2 separate regions of the Homo sapiens genome follow, and region 1 is linked to region 2. Evidence: chromatin contacts called from ENCODE Hi-C or POLR2A ChIA-PET data. All regions are on one chromosome and are shown on one strand. The core of a region is the stretch at or near the end of the contact, and the rest is flanking DNA. Distances in the headings are between cores, read along the strand shown.

Region 1 (2,700 bases), core at 145-2,644, 370 kb before region 2:
TCCAGGACTGCCAGAAACATGGGTACCATGTCTGGGGACACCAAGACTGAGGCAGCCGCCCCGGGGGGAAGGCCCAGGCTGAGAGACAGAGGTCATTCCACAGCAAGGGGCACGGTCAGGCCTCAGTTGCTGGGAGGTCCCCTGGGCCTCTGCCTGTGACATGGCTGTTTCTAGGTCCCTCCTCCTTGTGTGACACATGCTAAGCCTTGGTTTCCTTTTCTGTAAAGTGGAACAAGGCCAGCCTGACTCCAGCATTCTGAGGGTAGAGCACCTGGTACAGACTCTGGGAATCCTCCCAGACACCAGAGGCCCCCCCCAGTCCTGGGACAGTGAGGTCCCTCTGATGGCAGGGGTGGGCGGCTGAGGTTTCGCAGGACAGAAGACTTGGCAGAGGTGATGTGCGGATGTTTGTCTAGGAGGAGACAGCAGGAGAGGTGAAGGCATCCAGAGACAGGGCCTGGGGAATGTCAGAGCAGGTGGGGGATCACGTGGGGAGTTGCGTGGAGGGGTGCTGGGAGAGGGGGCCCTGAGTTTGGGTCTCGCTTTCTGCAACAAAGACCCATGCCCGTGACCGCGTCCATGGAAGCCTCAGTTTCCCCACTTGGCAAAGGATTAAGGGTTTGTAGTTTCTGGTGCGCTGTTTGATGGCACTAGGCCTCAGTTTCTCCATCTGGAAAATGGGCAGAGGAGGATTAGAAACATTGCGTGGGATCGGACATTGGCAAACTCTATACCTCGGTGATGCCCTCAATAATGGAAGGCAAGACAGCTGTTTCTCTGGGCACCTTGCTTTCTGACTCCCTCATTCTACACTTTTTAGCAGTTATTGGCCCAGCAAGCTGCACTAACCAGGGACGTGCCGAGGAAGGCTGAGTAAGATCCAGGCTCTGAGATCTTAGGGGCAGCCCTCTAAAGAAGTACAGTTGGGCCTGGCGCAATGGCTCACACCTATAATCCCAGCACTTTGCGAGGCTGAGGCAGGAGGATCACTTGAGTCTGGGAGTTCGAGATCAGCCTGGGCAACATAAAGAGACACCCCCATCTCTCCAGAAAATACATTAGCCCGGGCGTGGTGGTGTGCATCTGTAGTCCCAGCTACTTGGGAGGCTGAGGTAGGAGGATCCCTTGAGCCCAGGAAGTTGAGGCTGCAATGAGCTAGGACTGTGCCACTGCACTCCAGCCTGGGCAACACAGCGAGATCGTCTCAAAAAAAAAAAAAAAAAAAAGGAGCAGAGAGTTGCGTCTGACTCTGTGCCTCAGTTTCCCCGTTTGTCCCGGGGGTCGTCAGGGAGCCGCCGGCCTCGAGGCGGGGCCGATGCGCCCTTTGCCCCCTCCCCGCTGGGCCCCGCCCCCGCAGCTGTCCAGAAAAGGTCCCGCGCAGCCGGCGCTCGGTCCAGCCTCCACGCAGTCCTGGCGATGCAGGGCCCCCCCGCGCCCGCCCCGGTCCCCGGGCCCGGCTCCCCTCGGGGATCCCCGCGCGGCTCCCCCGGGCTCTTCAGGAAGCTTTTGGTGAATCAGAGCATCCGCCTGCAGCGGCGCTTCACGGTGGCCCATCCGCTGTGGTGAGGCTGGACAGAGGGCCTGGCGGGGTCACCGGGACGCCCGGTGTGGAGGTGGGAAGGGCAGGGACAGGGACAAGGCCAGGGACAGCTGGGGCCGGGGCCGGAGTCCGGGCTTGGACGCTCTGCCTCTCCCTCGCTTTCTCTGTATCTCTCTCCCTCTACCCTACCTTACCCTACTTTTGTCTCGCAGTTGGTGACTCTGTCTCTCTCTGTCTCCGTCTGTCTCCACCCGCCGCCTGGATATAGGCCCAGGGGACCAGCCGTCTGTCTCCTTCCAGCTGTGAGGCCCAGAGTGGGACGGGCTGAGGCTCACGTCTCCTCCTGACCCTCGCCGGCCTGGGGCAGGCAGGCTGTGCGTCCTGGCAGTGGGAGGAGGGGGAAGGGGCACTCCTTCCCTTGGTGCCCCCTCCCACCAGCATCCTGTCCCAGTGCCAGCAAAGAGATGCCCTGGGGGCCTCACAATGAACTCTGGGTGTCCACGGAGGAAGACCTGAATTGAGGGGGTTTTCGAGGCAGGGCGTTCGGGAGTCCCAGGCTGAGCGCGCGCCTGCGCCCGGCAGCTGCTTGCGCTGCATCCTCTAAGCACTCGGTCCACCCCTCTGGGTTCGAATCCCTGCCTTTCCAGAAACGACTGTGACCTCGTGGGGAGGGATGGGGGCAAGGCTGGGGTTCGGAGTGGGGCTTGTGGGCGCCGACTGTGGCTGGCATCCTGCGCTTGGTCCGCGCCGAATTGGCACCCACTTGGTAAGTCTGGCACCCAAAGGCTGAGAGGGGAGGTCCCTCTCCAAGGTCATAGCTGGGGTTGGAGGGAGAAGGTATGACCGTGGTTCCTGGTGGTTCCATTTCAACCAGGGAGTGGGAGAGTGGGGGTTCCGTGTCCTGGAGAGCGACCTCGGGGCACCAAACACTAGCGAAGCACATTCCCTTTTGAAGGCGCTAGAGACAGCGCAGGGACGTCGAGGGCGCGTCGCGGGTACTCAGAAGTGAGGATGAACGAGGGCCGGCCCCGCGCAGGCCAGACCCGAACCCAAGTCCGAGCCTCCCTGGCTCAGTTTACCCCCCTGGCCAATGGGCAGCCGCGCCGTTCCCACAGCCGGGGGGCTCTACCCCCGCACCGCCCGCGTCATGGAACCACAGC
Region 2 (2,700 bases), core at 5-2,504:
ATGTGGATTCTTGGTGACTGTAGGTCACACTCCCGACCACAACTTTATACACAAAATGAACTGAGGAGAGGGAGGTCTCCAGGGAGGATTAATTGAGTTGCCTGCCTCTCCTTTGCCTGGGCTAAGGGTTTCAGACCAGGAAAGCTGTGGCTTAGACCCACAGCCTCCTTTCTTCATGCTGCAGTCCTGAATTGCTTTGCAGTCGCCGTCAAACAGCCACTCTGCACCTCAAAACATCCAGCCAACATCTTCTTTCACCCTGAGGCCCAGTGACCAGCATGGGATCTCACAGCCCATTCCAGGCAGAACTAGGACAAGACCTCAGGTCTCTCCCCAGCCCTGGGATCCCTGCACTGTTGCCACGCGAGCTGCGGCTGCCTCCGTTTTCCCAACTGCAATCCAAACGTTTGGCCCAGGGAAGACTCCCGGTTTACAGATGCAGAGGTGAGAATCTTTGGTCAAGTCCAGGCTCTGTGATATGGCACAAAGAAACCACCTCTGAAACTGACTCGCCAGCTTTTCACTAGTTATCAATGAAAAATAGTCACAAATTATCGCAGTTCCTACTTTTACTGTGAACCTGACCCACCGGCCTCGGCACACGTTCAGGAAGGGAACAATGGGGCCCGCCCCTTTGACAGCAAGGAAACCGAAGCTGGAGATCTGGACATAATACACCCACTCCATGGGAGTCCAGGTTCTCCTATCTCTGCGCCATAGAGCCGTTTGATTCTATCCAGTATGTACCACAGCGTTAAGCCTCACGCTCCCCGTTTCGGCTCACTGTTAGCAATTTTCATCTGCTTCTCACAGCCATTCCGGCAGAAAGAAAACACACTATTGCTCTACCGCCACGTCCACGTTGCAGAAAGGAAAACAGAAACTTGGCGGCTCGACGAGGTGCCGGGGCTAGGGCCTCTATGCTGCGCGACTTATTCCTTCCCCCGGGAAGAAGACCCGGAGTCCTTGGGCCCCCGCGATCCCTGAGCTGGCCCAGGTCACGCATCGCTCTCTCCACGCGGCTCCCACGATGGCCGCCATGTTGGGTGCAACAAGAGAAGGCGGCGCGCGGCCAAGGGGGGCCCAAACAGAAGCGCGCGGCACCAACCCGGCCCACGCCACTTATGCAGGCCCCTGATGGGGCCCGTGCCCCATCCCTTGGCCCCCTGCCGCGCCGCGCCCGCCTTACCGTGCCCGAGGCCTTCATGGCGTGCTCTCCGCGTTCGCCGCCACCCGCAAAAGGAAGTGTCCTCTGTCGCGCAGCCGTTCACCAGGCCTTCACTACCGGAAGACCCGCCCTCTCAATGCCGCACGTCCATTGGCTTCTCTGCCCCGCACTCAAAGCGACCCGCGTCTTCATTGGCTATGGATCCACCTGCTACTCAAAGTTCCGCCTCTCTTCAGCGAGACTTCGTTTCCCAGAAGGCAACGAGGCAAGCTCCACCTGTTCCACCACGACCGCAACGGAGCGTCTGCGCGCGCGGCACGTCGGGAGTTGTAGGCACTCCGCCAGTCCCGGCTGCAACTAGGGGCGGCGGCGCGCGCCGCCTGCAGGATGCCTAAGCATTGAACCTAAGCTACCTCGGGTGGCTGCGGTGTTTACCGTGAGATCCCGATGCTTCACACTCGGGGCCTCATCCTCCGGGGAGGTGTGTTACGGAGGTCTCCACCAGATACCTGAGGGTATCTGTAAAATGGGAATACAAATAATATATTTTTCTCCTAGCGATGTTGCAGCACGAATATTGAATAAGCTCTGGAATGCTGTTTTTGTTAATTTGGGGTCCGATTTGTGTTTCGTAGTAGCTGGGATTCAAACTCTGTCTGTCTGCCTCCAGTTCATAAGAACCTGAGGGAGCAGGGGTTGGGGGAGAGCGCGCGGAGAGCCGGAGAATGGATCAAGATCCAGCCGCCCACTTTGAGGGGCTTGGACTTAGCAGTTTGCTTGGGCAGAAAGAAGCCCTCCTGGGGATGAGGACGGGGACCAGATATGAAAAAAGAAACACCCGCAAACAACTCCCTGATGACAAGGCTATGAAGTAAAATTAAGAGGAAAGAGGCAGGAGGCTGAGGCATGAGAATCGTTTGAACCCAGGAGCCAGAGGTTGCAGTGACCCGAGATTGCGCCACTGTACTCCAGCCTGGGCGACAGAGTGAGACTCTGTCTCAAAAAAAAAAAAAAAAAAAAAAGACCAGGCGCGGTGGCTCACGCCTGTCATCCCAGCACTTTGGGAGGCCGAGGCGGGTGGATCACTTGAGGTCAGGAGTTCGAGACCAGCCTGGCCAACATGGCGAAACCCCGTCTCTACTAAAAATACAAAAATTAGCCGGGCGTGGTGGCGGGCGCCTGTAATCCCAGCTACTCGGGAGGCTAAGGCAGAAGAATCGCTTGAACCTGGGAGATGGAGGTTGTAGTAAGCCGAGATCTGGCCATTGCACTCCAGCCTGGGAGACAGGGCGAGACTCCGACTCAGAAAAAAAAGAAAGAAAGAAAGAAAGAAAATAAAGGACAGCAAGCATGCAATTTTTTATTTTCATTTTCTTATTTTGCATTTCTGGTTCTCTTAATCTGGTTTTGTGGATTCAAGTCACTACTGGGTGTGATTTTCTTTTCTTTTCTTTTTCTTTTATTTTTTGAGACTGAGTCTTACTCTTTTCCCCAGGCCAGAGTGCAGTGGCGCTATCTCGGCTCACTGCAAC

Evidence for each region. A loop is a pair of places that touch in the nucleus more often than their neighbours do. ChIA-PET counts read pairs that join two places held with the same protein, here RNA polymerase II (POLR2A). Pooled maps may share reads with other maps.
Region 1: a loop to region 2 is called in a pooled map, with 5 times the contacts of the local background. The contact joins the promoter of PDE4C here to the promoter of RPL18A in region 2. A Hi-C loop is called at or near these places in 3 of 50 pooled maps. POLR2A ChIA-PET finds 5 or more read pairs at or near these places in 2 of 52 experiments (HepG2 and WTC11).

Annotation. Positions count from the first base shown.
Region 1 is chr19:18,225,132-18,227,831 of GRCh38, reverse strand. PDE4C (phosphodiesterase 4C) reads left to right here and starts at 1,394. Exons shown (of 15, transcript NM_001098818.4): 1 at 1,394-1,562. The coding sequence starts at 1,417. RefSeq lists a silencer at 1,451-1,510.
Region 2 is chr19:17,858,464-17,861,163 of GRCh38, reverse strand. It overlaps RPL18A (ribosomal protein L18a), which reads right to left and starts at 1,254. Exons shown (of 5, transcript NM_000980.4): 1 at 1,190-1,254. The coding sequence starts at 1,207. RefSeq lists enhancers at 1,259-1,638, 971-1,706.